Regions from separate parts of the Homo sapiens genome. Here region 2 is linked to region 1. A link is a loop called in an ENCODE intact Hi-C map of the cell type or tissue named here. Cell type or tissue: pancreas. All regions are shown on one strand.

Region 1 (8,000 bases):
AGAAATTTTAACTCATGTGAGATTTATTTAACCAGCAGCCAAATGCTGAGAGCTGTCAATCTGAGTGTCCTGTGAGTCCTCCTAACTCCCTAGATGTACCCAGTACTAAAGTCCCTAAGAACAGAGTGCTTCGTTGTAGGAGCACAGCCAGGTGCCTCAGGCCACTCCTCACTTGTTCACTGTGCAGGTGACAGCTTGAGAAATTTGGCAGCAGAAGATCCTGCCTTTAACCAGCATTCAGAAATAAAAATTTCTGAAAAGTTAGCCCTGAATGCTGCTTGGGGATAAAGAAAGTCAACGCTGTAAGCACGGTGGCTTTGCCCAGCATGGGGGGGTGTGTGGGGGGTGGGTGGCAGACACAGCTGAAGTGTAGAGCTCAGCAGAGCCTGGCTCAAGCCCAGCCCTCAAATTTACCTAAGCCACCAGCCTTCCAGGGCACTGGGTTCCTGGTCTTCATGGAGAAAAAAAACAAGCCTCAGTCAGTGCCCCAGTAGCACTGAGACCCATTACAGCAACAATCGCCCGGTTAAAAGAACTAAAGACCTAGATAGCCACCGCCCAGGGAAGCAGAAAGGTCTTTTTGGTTTCACCTTTATTTCATCACTCAACCAGGTGCAGTCATGGAGAAATCTTTGAATACAAGCATTCCACAGTTCTTTCGCTTTAGGAACCACGAATGTTGACTTAGGCTGTGTTTTGCCACATCTGACTCCAATGCAACCCACCAGTTTCCAGGAGAGACTGGGGATGGGGTGAATAAGGGGGGTGGTGAGGGGTGAATAAGGGGGGTGGTGAGGAGTGAAGAGGGCCAAGTGGGAAGATGATCAGATGATTTCATGCACTAATGAACATTCCAGATTTTGTGATGATCCCCAATACTGCCCACCTAGGAACTGGGTGATTACTATGCCGGGCGGTCACACCTGTTGGATGTACCTAGGTGAAGGTCAGGCTCCCTCCCCACTGGGCCCCACGCAGCCTGGGCACCAGCCCTTGGCTCACACCTGCTGCCAGGTAGCAGCCAGGGAGACTTCTTATGCAGCCCGCTTGTTTCAAAGGAGCGTCGGCGACAGGGAGGGGAGGATCTCAAGACCTTTAATTAGCTGGGAATTGCACCCTCTCTAGTGGCTTGCTTGTGAGAACTAGAGAGCTAAGGAACAGCTCCTCAAAGAGGAAGATGGCACTTGCCAGAAGGCAGAGCTAAAGCACGCAGGTGAGTCCTGGGTTCTGATGGGGCAAGAGTTCTCCATTCCAGCAAACTCCAGACAAGAGCCAGCAGCAGGGGGGCACGCAGCCTCCACCATTGCACATGCCCTGTGTGTGCCAGGGAAGTGACCCTCTTTTCCTGGGGTCTAACTTCCCTGTCTGCAAACTCTTGTGTTATGAGCAAGGCAGGCTGGGCGGGACCCCTTGGCGGAGAAGGGAAGAGCCACACCTCCCTAAGGAAGTGACTCCCACCTCTCTTCCATCACCTGCTCCTAAGGGAGCGGCTCCCACCTCTCTTCCGTCCCCTGCTCCTAAGGGAGTGGCTCCCACCTCTCTTCCATCCTCTGCTCCTAAGGGAGCGGATCCCACCTCTCTTCTATCTCTTGTCCCAGACATTCTAGTTTTTCAAGAGAACCTGAAAGCCTGGATTTGTAAATTTAAAAAATCTTTCATTTTTAAACTGTGTGCAACCAATTGAAAGCAAAAGTGTAATATCGGACAAGTCAAACAAAACCCAACTGTGAGCTGGCTCCAGCCATCAGGCCACTCTTCAAGTTTCATTGCACTCATAGGCCTCTCAGAGGGCCCCACCTAACCTTCCATGCCCTGTGTCTGCTTGTCTCCCCGAAAGCAGATGTGCAGTGAGAAGACAGATGCTACACCCAGATCTAATGTGTGGTCTCTGGATCAGCAGCACAGCCATGACCCTGGAGCTGAAGGGCAGGATAGAGGGTCCTCCCCAGAACTACTGAGTCAGAATCTGCATCATAGCAAGATCCATGGGGATCTGGTTGCACATGAGACTTTGAGAAACACTTGTCTAAAAACAAGTAAGATAAAAGAGTCAAGCATGGTGAAACCCTCTCTCCTCTCCAGGACTTGGAAATGCCCAGATAACGGCACCTTCCCTCATGTTTAATCTTTTCCACCCAACCTTACTAGGCTAGAAATAGCCGCCATTCGGTCCTGGGAGGATCCTGGATTCTGACGGGGCATCGAGAGTGGATGCAGCACTGTCACTGGGTTCCCCGCCTTGGTGTTACAGCTTCCACTGCCCACACGGGGAGTAAGAAGTGGGTTTCCAGAATAATCCCTCTCTGGCTTCCATCGCTGCAGGAGACTTTACAGCCACCAGGGATGACCCCAAGCCCACGCCCCAGGTGAAGGTCAAGCAACCGGAACAATGCCACTCAGCTCAGATCACTAGGACAGGAAGCCCAGGAAAATTCCCTTCGGAGATCAGCCTTCTACGAAACTAGAAGTTGCATGCTACTGACTCCAGACCCAGGAGAGGCAGACACAGCACACACAGTAAAGGGGGAAAAGTTTCCTGGTGAGTCCTACAGAATGACGGGGCTCATTCACTCCTTAGAAAAGCACCTCTCTGCATCCATGGGGGCCTCAGGATGACGGTGGAAATGCCTGCTGCCATCTCAGCTTTACTTGCGTGACTCTCCCCAGATCCCCAGGCCTCGTCAGCAGAGACACATCTATCGATAATTACAGAATACACAGCTTTGGGGGGCATTTCCCTTCCATTCACGACATTTAGTGGTGTCAGTCTGAGCATAAATACAATTAGATTTGAGAGTTCTATTACAAAAGCCAATAAAGCGGGCCTCAGTAGAGATTCTAAAATTACTTAACTTTTCTTTAGAAAAATATTAAAACAGTATTATCACATCAATGAGAAGAAAAGACAGCAAGATAATAAAGTTATGTTAAACCTCCCTGTATTTACTCATGTGTGAAACAGTTATGTCTGGTCACATAATTGCAATGGTTCTGAGAAATATTTCATATTTTATAATGAACATTAAAAGAGTTTGTGGATCATTACTTTATATGAGTTCCAAAGTTATTACATAAAACCCAATAGGAATGGTTATAAATTATCAGATCCTCTGGCCTGGCCTTGGTAAACATAACATGAAGACTGAGACATTTCAGCAGACAAGATTCATGAGAAGAGGTAAAAATTCTTCCTGCATTTTAAGGAGAAAAGAAGACCAGAGTACTTGTAACCAGCTCTTAGCATTTTTGTTTCTGTTTCAAAGAAATTCTATTGAACCACTTGCTTAAGCCACACACACACAAAGCTTCTGTTAGAACAAAAGAGTAGTTCCTTTAGACACTGCCCTCATCGCCTCATTTTTCATTATCCTATCTGTGGCCTTAAGGTCACTGCCAAATTCTTGAATTTTTCAACACAGTGTGGGTTTAAAATGCTGTACTTAGCAGGCTCATACGATACCCAACAATTCTTTATTTTCAAAAGGAGATCCTCTCTTTGAAATCTGAAAATATGGCATCTTTACAGAAATTGGAGAGTTGATAACATTCTGAGGAAGTTTTCTTTTGGGGTCTGCAGAATAGGTTTGCAGACAGAATTTTAATTACAAACTATCATTTGTGAACCACGGTTAAGCATGAAATGGATGCTATTCAATTTCCTCGTGCTTATTCTCTTTTTTAAAAATAAATCACAGCATTATATTTTGTTCTGAAAAATCACACCTGGAGCTTCCCTTCCTCCCTCCCCCTTGCTTTCTGCACGGTGAAAGAGTTAAGTATGGGAAGAATAGCAGCTGGGTAAACAAAGTTAAGGACCAGAGAAGTAACGTCAAATCTTCTTGTCAGCATCCAAGAGGCACAGTGCCCAACTGGGGCGCTTTCTGATGAAACACACAGGCAACATTTGCTACCTGGTTCTAGGAAATACAGGCACCTCCCTCGCCTTTGTCCAAAGCAGCCCCGCTTCCGGTACCTGTGGAGTGAAGGTGGGCGCCCGCCCTCCAGGACCCCACCTAACCCCTCTGAGGCTCCCCTACCTGCCAACTCCCAACCTTATCCCGGGTTCTCCCCTTTATGTGGCGCAGCTGTTGGTGAGGCTTTCTCAGCAAACAGATGTCTTTTGGAGAATTTAAAGCTCTGAGTTGGAGGCCAGATTCTGACTGTACTTTGAATTATGTCTGCCTCGATCATTATGCAGTCATTCACATATATTTTAGACATCAATATTGTCTTGAAATATTCTCGAGTTCTCAATGCTATTTATATGCTTCCATTCTCTCCTTTGCTTCTGCTCTGACAGTATGCTCCAACGTCCCAGCGTCACTGACGACTTGCAGATCATTTTAACACATATTTTCATTGGTGAGGGCTTTGCCATTTCATTTAACATGATTTCTCGCTAAATTGAGCAGAGATTGACATTCTTGGGACAACAACCAACCTTGGTCATCTGTTTGGATGGAGGATTTACCCAGTTCAGTATTTTTTAAGATGAAACAGTGTCATGTGTTGCCTCTTTCTACGGACAGCAAGTTTTTACCAATGACAAAAGAAAGATTCTAAGGATGCCAATTTACAATGTGGGAGGAAAAAAAATCTCTCCTTGCTTATTTACAGAAATGCTCATCGGCTAACATATGAGATTCTGATATAATGTAAGCCCATAGGTAAAAGAAAAAGCAAACTCAAACTGTGAAAACAAAGCAAAACAAAACAAAAACAGATATTTTCAGGACTTAAAGAGTAACAAGAAAAGGAGAGAAATCTTTGGGGCTCTTTCAGCACATTTAGTTCTAGGCCAAGTTTAGGAAAACCGTCATGGCCCCTCAGAGCTTCATATGGTCACCAAGAGAGCCAATCTGATTCAATGACTACTCTTACTTTCAAACGGGGTCAGGGCTCTCACCACCACCACTCATCTATTGATCATTTTGTCCTTGTTTGCAGATCATCCCTTTGAAGTATTTTCGCAATGGCCTCTAGGTGCCGCTAACACTGCATAGCTTCAGCCTTTCTGCACAATGAAAACATTAATTTGCTATGAGATAATTTTTGACGTAAATGTAAAATGGTGCCCATTCGAACTCAGTAATGAAGCATGGTGCATTTCTGCAGCTCCTAATTTGACTAGTTAAATGACTCCATTACGTGTCTAACAGACAGAAGCAAATAATTTCTGGTCAGTTGATGTTCACTTACCCGTATCATTTTGCCCTGAAAATAAAGTCTCTAATCTACAATTCCTTTGTCTTAGTTTTTTTTTTTAGTTAAGATTATCAAAGCAAATATACTTAAATATTTCAGATTAAACCAGTATAAACTAACAATTAAAACGTCAGACAGGATAGGCAAATCAAATATGTGTAATTGGAGAGGTGGAAAACCAGTCAGCCCCCTTCTAAATTAATTACTCCAACTTTGCCCCTGTCACTAGGTCCTAGGGGTTAGGATGACTCTCGGGCTTCAAAAGAACAAGTGTGTATCTTTCAAGTCTATTGTTTTCCTGTGACCCCAAAGGGGCTACTGGCTGTTCCTGTGTCTTTTTCACTTTGCCACATAACTTTGAGGATGTTTGGAAAATCAGTAGCAGGATGCATCTCACAATAGCAAAAAAAAAAAAAAAAAAGGAAAATGCTGCTTTAATAAATATCAAGTGATGAATAATTTTGCCCAAAGGGGAAAAAATGGTTAATATTGAATCTTAATGTTCCTCATCTAAATGCTTTTTTCTTCCTGCTAAAAACAAGTTTAGAATTAAAGCGTATCAGTTTACACATATTGCATGCATATTAGTGAGACACAGCTGTGTATGTCCCCCTGTTAAGAGCCATATGATTAAGTTATGGGATATCATATAATCCAAACGCTGTTTCTACTGGTCACCTTTCACAGACAAAAGCTTTTTAGTTTTAGGTCTATTAAATGACAGAATGTCCGATTCTGGAAATGTGCAAGCAATTATTATGAAGCACCTGTGACTCTCACTTTTTGCTCACCAAGTCCATCTATAAATTGCTTCTGGAACATTGCTCAGAGGCTGACAGAGGACTGTCCTCCCTGTCTGGGGCAGCTGTCGGGCATACAGTGAGGTGGCTCAAGACCCAGGGTTGATCCTGGTTAACTATGGAATCAGGACCCCAGCCGTCCTACCCCATCGCCCTGAAGTGAAGAGACTATAGACTCTTTCAGTGAAGAAACAGTGGTCGGAGAAACAGTGAAGAAGAACCCCCTAAAGTTCAGAGGGAACCCTGGGCCCACCCGTTTATCATCAGCACTTCCGGATGATATTTCGAACTAGGTCTGCACCAGAAAATCAGTTTTCAAAAACATGTGAACTAAAAGAACCAGTTTAAATGATCTTTATTTTTCCCCAAAGTAACATGCTATTTGACCCAATTAAAAACACTTTTTAAAAACTGACTGGAGTGTGTCTATTGACTACCTTTATTGAGCTTTTAAAATTTCAAATCCTTGTTTGTGGGCAAATTTCACGCACTTCTATGTTAGGGATGAGGGACGGGGAACAGCACAGGCTGCTTGCCTTTTGATGTGAAACAATGTGAAAAGGACTATTTATGACTCATACTCTGTGGAAACGTTGGCTGATGCTGTTTCTGCCACTTGATCCGGGGAAGTTGCTGTCCTGCAGAAGGCCAGTAGCTGGTGCTGGAGGGGTGGGGGCTCACACCTCTGCTGCCCCTGCCCAGGGGTCCTGAGATAGCCATCGGGGCCAGGCTCCTTGGTGTGATGTAGGTCGAGCGCCTGTGGGTTTGCAGAAAGGATTTGGCCTTTTGATTTGGTGTAGAATTTACAACCTGAGAGTGATGTCTCAGCACGCAGATCTGGGTTGTACTGGAAAAGGAAATGAGGTCAAGCTGAGAGGAACAGTGCTATCTGAGGAGGCTTCCACGCGGCCGCAGGTTGGGGACTCGGAACCGCTTCTTGTGGGCCCAGCCCCTTGACAGGGCACCTGCAGCTAAGAGCATCTGAAAGCCCGTGGGTGTGCACCTTCTGCATGGAGCAGCCCTTTTTAGTCTGTGTTCTGGGAACACAGGCAGAAAAGGAAGGAAATTCCATCTGAGGATGAGCCCACAGTACAGCCTGAAGGGGAGCGAGCCATAGGAGAACCGATGCATCCCTCAGGTGTGAGGAAAATTGGAGGCACTGAGCAGAAGAAAAGTGAAGGCAAGCTTCCTGGCTGAAGCTGACTTCATATGAGAGATTTCCAAAGCGACACGTGGGAAACTTCACAACTCCCTAAAACCCGGAGATGGGGCCAGGTCCCTCTTGTACCGGTTGTCAGGGAAGCCTCAAGACTTCATGCTGCTTGCTGTAGGACAGCTGGGGGCATCCAAAACAGTTTCGCTAGCAAAGGGTCAGCACTCCCTGCCCCAGATTAAAAGTTGGTGATGCTATCAACCCTTTGGAAAGGAAATACCACTTCCAAATTGGGGTCTTAGCAAGGAGGTGCTGGAACTGGGTTTATAATGCTCTTTTAAAAAACACAAGGAGGCATACATAGAACATAGTTGATTGGAAGGAGGGATGACAACTTCTAGAGAAAATGAAAAATAAATTATTTGCTTTCATGTCCATAAAGGGAAGACGAAAGCAGATGCCAGCAACAGACAAGCATTTCCCAGGGAGAGGAAAATATTTCTGAAGGAAATCAGCCTAGTAGCAGAACAGGTGAGAAAGAAATTAGAGTGTCTAAGGACTGATAACTCCGGGAGCAGATGGGAACCATCTTAGAATTTGTGCAAGAAGAGGCAAGGAAACAGGGGAACGGTTAGCAAATACCTTTTAAAAACACCCAGGGAAACGGGAGAAGCACCAGTGGCCAAGAGCCCTTATGCAACACCTATATTTAATAACGACTCAAAGGGAGATCAAAGAAATTAAACACCAGTAAGCTTGACTTGAGCAGTGGGGAAGATATTGGAAACACTAATCAGGGACAAAATAGGGAAAGTTATGATTTAATTAAAGATATTCAGCAT
Region 2 (8,000 bases), 790 kb after region 1:
TAAGTAATTGTGCCCCAAGTCTCTCAGAGTGACTGTCCTGTATACAGTAAGGGCTTTCTTGGTGCTTTCTCCCTGTCCCCTTCAGTCCACACTATATAACTGCCTGCATAGAAATACCCTCCCACCCACTCTCTGCCACAAGGGGAAGGATAAGCAGTGATAGCCCTGGTGCTTCTCTAGACTGTGGAACACACACATTCCTCATGCTTCCTCCCCTCCTGCAGCAGTCCCACCTCCATTTCTAGCACCCAGAGGGCACCCTCTGCAGGGTGAAGTCTCCAGGGTAGAGAAGCTTCCTAGGCAGGGTGTCACTGGACTGGCCAGCTCCCCTCACTCTTCCTGTGGTCAACAGCACCACAGGAACTTTTCCTAGGGAACCACCCCTCTCTCAGTGCTCCTTCCTCCATTTCCCCCTCTGCCTGGCACGTTGCTCAGCTGAGCCAATGCATGTATTCTCCCTGTGGCCACGGTGATTTGTTCAGGAATGGGCACATAACCCAAGTCTATCCAATCAGAGCCTTTCCTGGGACCTTTGTGGGTTTTTTTGTTTTTGTTTTTTGTTTTTTGTTTTGAGATGGAGTTTCACTCTTGTTGCCCAGGCTGGAGTGCAATGGCGCGATCTCAGCTCACTGCAACCTCCGCCTCCCGGGTTCAAGCGATTCTCCTGCCTCAGACTCCCAAGTAGCTGGGATTACAGGCACCTACCACCACGCCCAGCTAATTTTGTATTTCTAGTAGAGATGGGGTTTCACCATGTTGGCCAGGCTGGTCTCGAACTCCTGATCTCAGATGATCCACACGCCTCAGCCTCCCAAAGTGCTGGGATTACAGGCGTGAGCCACCGCGCCTAGCCACCTTTGTGGTTCTATTGGGAAAAAAAACTGCCCTCTTCCACAGGGATTTCTCGCAAGGACAGTGTAAGCCTGGAGCTGCTGGGGCTACAACTGGAAGAACACTTGCAGGATAACGAAGCCAATATAATGAAAAGCAAAGCCCAGGAAGAGGTGGGGTGTGGTGAGGCATGGTGGGGGGAGAGGAAGAGGGAGAGAGAGATGGTGACGTCACCAGAGCCCCAGGATTCAGCAGTTCCAGAAGCACGCTGACCTCATCAGCAGGATAGCAGGTGTCAGAGGGACCCATCCTTCCAGGCTCAGATCCTCCCTTCATTCTGAAGAGCCGAGGACATATTCAAGGAAACCTAAACATACCTTGCTGCCAGGCGTGGTGGCTCACGCCAGTAATCTCAGTACTTTTGGAGGCCGAGGCGGGCAGATCACGAGGTCAGGAGTTTGAGAGCAGCCTGGCCAATATGGTGAAATCCTATCTCTACTAAAAATACAAAAATTAGCTGGGTGTGGTGGCGCGCACCTGTAGTCCCAGCTACTCAGGAGACTGAGGCAGGAGAATTGCTTGAACCCGGGAGGAGGAGGTTGCAGTGAGCTGAGATGGCGCCACTGCACTCCAGCCTAGACGACAGAGCAAGACTCTGTCTCCAAAAAAAAAAAAAAAACAAAAACAAAAACAAAAAAACTTACTGGTAGGAATATGAGCTATGAGCTATTAGATATTAGATTGGTGCAAAAGTAATTGTGGTTTTGGCTGAAAAGTAAATGCACAAAGATTTTGCACTAATCTAACACAAGTATTATTTACAGTTAAATAATTAAAAGTCATTTTATTTGCACATAAGCTACATGACTATAATGGTGGAGTAGGTATTGGTCAGGGCACTTTTGGATACAAGTGATAGAAAACTGATTTCCACTGGCTTAAAGACATAGGGCACTTATTGGTTCACCTGCCCTCCCATAGAAAGATCAGGGTAGGCCCATCTTCAGGAACAGCTGGATGCAGAGATTAGGACACCATGGGACCATCTCTGGGAATATAGTAAGATCCCGTCTGTATAAAAAAAATTAGCCGGGCACAGTGGTGCTTGCCTATAGTCCCAGCTACTCAGGAGGCTGAGGCAAGAGGATCACTGGAGCCCAGGAGGTTGACGCTGCGGTGAGCCATGATTGTGCCACTGCATTCCAGCCTGGGTGACAGAGCAAGTCCAGCTCAAAAAAGTCTTCCCGCCTTTAACTCCAGTTACAAAAATCCTGGAGAAGAATTCTGATTGGTCCAGACTGGGTCACATGTTCACCCCTGTTGTCAAGGCCTGAATCTGTCATCAGAGGCAGGAAGACTGGTACCACACTGCCTCCAGGGGAACCCAGCAGCCAGTCTCAATTGTGTCTACTTGGGGAGGAAAGAGAAAGAGGAGAGGAAAGGGTGGCCATGGGGGGAACTCTATCTCCAGCATAGCAAACCTGGAGTCTAATCAAACAACTGTGGTGGGGTGCGGTTGGTCACACCTGTAATCCCAGCACTTTGGGAGGCCGAGGCAGGCGGATCACTTGAGGCCAGAAGTTGGAGACCAGCCTGGGCAACATGGTGAAACCCCATCTCTACTAAAAATACAAAAATTAGCCAGGCATGGTGGTGCGCGCCTGTAATCCCAGCTACTCAGGAGGCTGAGGCAGGAGAATCGCTTGAGCCCAGGACGCAGAGGTTGCAATGGACCGAGATCGCACCACTGCAATCCAGCCTAGGCAGCAGAGAGAGACCCTGACTCAAAAACAAACAAAACAAAACAAAAGCAAACAAGCAACTTTGCCTAGGACATGAGATGCCCTGAGTCTCGGAATGTGGTATCGGATGGATGGGTACAGTGACTCACACCTGTAATCCCAGTGCTTTGGGAGACCGAGGCAGGCGGATTGCCTGAGTGCAGGAGTTTGAAACCAGCCTGGGCAAATTGAAACCAGCCTGGGCAATATAGTGAGATTTTGTCTCTGAAAAAAAAAGAATTGGGTACCAGAATGGGTATGTTTCCCACCAGGCAGGGGCACTGATAGCACTGTCAGGATGAGGATGGGGACTCGGAGGGAAGCTGGCCTGCCTTGGAATTATGCAAAGTGGAGGCTCACAGTGGCTTTGATGGTGCTTGATTAAATATTTGGCCCATTTAGTTAATTAAATATTTAAATGTTAAATACAGAATCAGATGTTATTTAGTGGACATTACTTCTCAACAGCCATGAGTCATTCAACAGCCCTCTGAATGGGGCCTCTGCAGCCTCAGCCTCCCCTCCCCTACAGGAAGGACTCCAGGAGACACCTGGGGAGTGTAATTAATTAATTACCAATTGAGGTTACACTAGGCTGTGCTGTTTCAGAACACCATGTGTTGGCCGGGGAAGGTGGCTTACCCCTGTAATCCCAGCACTTTGGGAGGCCGATGCAGGCGAATCGCCTGGGGTCAGGAGTTCGAGACCAGCCTGGCCAACATGGTGAAACCCTATCTCTACTAAAAATACAAAAATTAGCCAGGCTTGGTGGCACACATCTGTAATCTGTAATCCTAGCTACTCGGGAGGCTGAAGCAGGAGAATTGCTTGAACCCAGGACATGGAGATTGCAGTGAGCTGAGATCGCACCACTGCACTCCAGCCTGGGCAACAGAATGAGACTTATCTCAAAAAAAAAAAAAAAAAAGAATGTCACAAGTCACTCAGGGGAGCCTCTCCTGCTGGGTCCCAGGGCCAGTTCACAGGCAGGTGGAAGAGGCAAGAGCCCATTTCCTGGGTAGCAAAATCTACCTCAAACCTACATACGCGCACCTGCCGCCTCCTCTGTCTAAAACAGCCCCATGCCCCACATCTCCCCATTGCAGACTGCTTCCTTGTTTTCAGGCCATGTCCCCTCCCCTCGACCTGCCATCTTCCCAGGGGTGTTGGGGGCTCCCTGGCAGCCACAAGGGAACATGCCGCCCCTGTGTGGGGAAGGGCTCCCTGCAAATGGCCAAAGTGTGGTGACCTTCAGCTCCTTTTTGTTTAGTGCTCCGGGACCCTGGGAGGCTCCCTTCCCCACCAAAGCCCCGGGAGCTCAGGAGGGTGGGGTTCCTGGACAGCTTCTCCTGAGGACTGCAAGGTAGGTCGGCTGCCTGCCGAGCCTCGGGCCCGAGGACTTGCAGCTCTTTCCTGGCCAGCACGGTAGGAGGCCCAGGTGTGTGAGTGACAGCGGGTGAGGGGCGATGAGAGGCTAGGCAGTTTGCAGCCATGGCGATCCTTCCGGAGGCCAACTCTGATGGGTTAGAATGGGCTGAGGGCTCCTTACTGCCCTCAAGATAATGTCTAGACTCGGGCTGCCCTGGTCCTGCTGCTCCCAGAGTGCCAAGCATTACCTGGCCTCCCTAGTCCCTCTCCCAAGCCCAACAGTCTGCATTCTAGCCACATCAGCCTCCTGCCAGTTCCTGAAAGCACAGGGTCTGGATTCTCTGGATTTGGGCATATTCCGTTCCCTCTGCCTGAAATCCTTTATTGTCCTGCAGGTCTCACTTAAGATGTCAGCTCCTCCAGGAAGCCCACCTTCCTTTAGCATGGAGCCAAGGATGGGAAGGGGTAGGCAGGCAGTCCCAGGCAGGGGCAGCTGGATGGCCACTAGGCTGCCTCATCCAGCTTCTCAGAATGGCCCAGGGCCTGGAAGCCAGGAGCTCTCTCCAGCCACCTGGGACTCTGTGGTATGTGGACTGGGGGGACGGGCACCCCGGGGGTGGAGGAAGGAGGGTGGCCAGGTGGAAGGCTCAGAACTGCCACCTGCTGGCCACTGAGAGGCGTGGCCTGGAGAGCTCTGAAAGCCGCCGACCTGAGGGATCTCCCAGCCTCTCCCCATTCCCACCTGGACTTCCTGCTGCGCATGGGAAAGGGAAGCCTGGCCACTCCAAAGTTGCCGAAATATTCTTTGACGAGTCAGAAAAAAAATGCCAAAACAAGGTTACAAAAACCATAGCTGGCTGGGCGCGGTAACTCACACCTGTAATTCCGGCACTTTGGGAGGTCGAGGCAGGAGAATCACTTGAGCACTGGAGATCAAAACCATCCTGAGCAACATAGAGAGATCCCTATCTCTACAAATAATTTAAAAATTAGCCAGGGCCAGGCACAGTGGCTCAGGCCGGAACAGTGGTTCACACCTGTAATCCCAGCACTTTGGGAGGCCGAGGCAGGCAGATCACTTGAGGCCAGGAGTTTGACACCAGCCTGGCCAACATGGTGAAACCCTGTCTCTACTAAAAATACAAAAATTAGCTGGGTGTGGTGCATGCCTGTAATCCCAGCTACTCGGGAGACTGAGGCACGATAATTGCTTGAACCACGGAGTCGTAGGTTGCAGTGAGCCGAGATCATGCCACTGCACTCTAGCCTGGGCAACAGAGCAACACTCTGTCTCAAAAAAAAAAAAAATCAGCCTGGCATTGTGGTGCACACCTGTGGTCATGACCACTCAGGAGGCAGAGGTGGGAGGATTGCTTGGGCTCAGGAGGTTAAGGCTGCAGTGAGCTATGATTGCACCACTGCACTCTAACCTGGGTGACAGAGCAAGACCCTGTGTCAAACACAAAAACAAAATACAAAAGAAAACAAAAATAACCGTAGCCTATTTAAAACGAGCAATTTAATGCTTTTTACACCAAAATATATACAACATAATGCAATTACGTTTTTTACAAGATAACTGGAGTTTTTAACCTATAAAAATACTTGGTCGTGGAGCACCACAGGTGCTCTGGGAAGGAGTCACACCACTAAAGTTGTTAAGTAAGCTTAACAGCTTAACAAGGGCATGGTGGCTCATGCCTGTAATCTCAGCACTTTGGGAGGCCAAGGCGGGTGGATCACTTGAGGTCAGGAGTTTGGAACCAGCCTGGCCAACATAGTGAAACCCCGTCTCTACTAAAAATACAAAAAATTAGCTGGGCGTGGTGGCGGGCGCCTGTAATACAAGCTATTCGGGAGGCTGAGGCAGGAATCACTTGAACCTGGGAGGCAGAGGTTGCAGTGAGCCGAGATTGAGCCATTGCACTCCAGCCTGGGCGACAAGAGCAAAACTCCATCTCAAAGAAAAGTAGATAAATAAATAAATAATAAAGTTGTTGAATGGATGTGAGCCTCTCTCCCTCCCCTCTCTGACTCTGTGTAACCTCATTTGGAGAGGATAGTTCCTTTGGGACCCTGAGGCCTGGATCAAGTGGCCCACATGCTCCTTGTATGGATAAGGAAACTGAGGCCTGGAGCAGGGAAGAGGCTAGCCCAAATGGGGCCTTGCAAACCAGGCTGTCCCCTCTCCCTGCAGTTCCTTCCCTCCAGGCTCTGAGGAGCTCTGCACCCTTCTCTGAGCCACCAGCTCTGGCAGGAGCCTGGCCTCCCAGGCTTCAGGGACCGGCCACGGGGCCCCCTCCCTGAGCCGCCCCTTCATCCAGCATCCTCTGCCTGACTTCCCTGCCCTTTATAAATATGCATTGGGCCAGAGAGATAGGGGGCCTCTTTTTGAGGAAAAATTAACCACAATGACAAACTTAGATATTCATGCAAACCATCAGCCTGTTAGACTGATTATGCAGAATGCAAACTGTGAGTATCTGAGTGACTGAGCGGGCTCATCAAAGGCGCCGTCAGGCAGCAGGGGTGCTCCCGGCCTAGCCCACCTTCCCACCGCCTTTGTACTCTCTGCTCAGCCCCGGTGCAGGCCACCGGGCTACTTCCCTCACACAGCACCCGTTTCTGACGCAGGGACCCCTCCACGCTCTATTTTAAAGGATTAATTAACGTTGTAAGATTGGCAGGGAGAGCTCCACCTGGCTATCTGCTGCATGAAAGCATCCGCTCACTAGAGTATTTTAAGCTCACAGTGCAGACCATATGGTATTTCAGAGAACACAAGTTGAAAGTACAGTACATATTTATTCCTTCCACAGAGAGCATTAGAGGGGTTTAAGTATTTTATGAAAGCCTGTATGTGCGGGCATGTGTGTGTGCACGTGCGCGCGCGTGTGTGCATGTGTATGAAGCCAGCAGAAATATACTCCACTCAGAGAAAAAATAAATTACACAGATTTATTTTCATCTCTCTGCCAACCCACCCCATAGCAACAGTGAAAACTTGGTCTATGTAAACTCGAGAAAACAAGAAATATTTTATCAAGTCGTCTCAACTCATGGCTATTGCCAATTCCCCTCTTTCTGGAAACACAAGCAGTCTCCTCATGTCAGTTTTGCAGGCAGAGGGGAGGGAGTGGGGGGCAGGTGTCAGATGAGAGGGGTCAGGCCACGTGGGAAGCCCCAGGCCTGCTTCCCAGGCAGGAAGTGCAGACCCTGTGCCATCGGCTTGGGAAAGGCCCTTCCTCTTTCTAAGCTCAGTTCCCTGTCTGGAACAACATGATCTCTTGGGATAAAATAACTAGATACAAAAGGTAAAGGAAGTGCCTGGCACAGGGCAAGCAACACTCGTGAATCCTGGATCCGGAACTTTGAGAAAAACTTATGTTGTGGAAGTCTGTTGATTTCATCCTCCCAGCATGCATCTCCCTTATCTTGGTAACAGTCCCGCCCTCATCCTTGGGGAAGCCCCCTTCTGTCCAGGTGATTGGGATGGAGTTACCTCTGGCCCTGACTTTAGGGGTGGCCATGACCAGGGCTGGCCAATCAGGGCCCTTCATCTCCCCAGCCTCCGGGACTGGCTCAGGGATGGTCACATGACCGAAGACAGATTAATGAGGCTCAGCCCTGAGACTTTTGCTGGAATTCCTGGGAAAGAGGCTGTCTTTCTCCCAGCAGCCTTGCTAGGCTGGGACCTTAGAGCTTACTGCTAAGCTAGACTTGGGAAAAAAAAAAAACTAGTGATAGAAGAATCTAGGGTAGATGTAGATTCTGTCTAATGGACAACTCCCCTCTCCTAAGCAGGGACAGGAACTGAAGTTCTAAAAAGAAATAAAAATATTAAAGGAAGAAATAAGGTAGAGTAAGGGAAGCTGATCAGGTTCAGCTGCCCAAGGGCCTGACTGTCCTCTCCTGAAAAAGCCACAGGTCTGATCGAATCTGGACAGGAAAGAGCTCTGGGGAATGTCTGGCTGCCCCACCCTTCAACAGCTCCGGCTCTGCCCCAAAACTCCTCTGACA

What was found. Hi-C counts contacts between places; a loop is a spot of excess contacts. Peaks named below come from ENCODE experiments on the same cell type or tissue, not always from the same donor. Only the 100,000 strongest peaks of a DNase experiment are listed, where the experiment ranks them.
Region 2: a loop joins it to region 1, with 4 times the contacts of the local background. A loop is called at or near these places in 12 of 110 quality-filtered maps.

The regions. Positions count from the first base shown.
Region 1 is chr19:30,647,176-30,655,175 of GRCh38, reverse strand. It overlaps a transcript of ZNF536 not described here. Among named protein-coding and RNA genes, the nearest start is that of ZNF536-AS1, 19 kb to the left of the region's middle. In pancreas, a CTCF peak has its summit at 4,969 (motif pointing right); a DNase peak (open chromatin) is centred at 3,895; H3K27ac peaks cover 2,101 bases.
Region 2 is chr19:29,854,828-29,862,827 of GRCh38, reverse strand. No RefSeq gene overlaps it. Among named protein-coding and RNA genes, the nearest start is that of CCNE1, 47 kb to the right of the region's middle. RefSeq lists enhancers at 3,401-4,238, 4,239-5,077. In pancreas, a CTCF peak has its summit at 4,632 (motif pointing left); a DNase peak (open chromatin) is centred at 4,607; H3K27me3 peaks cover 382 bases.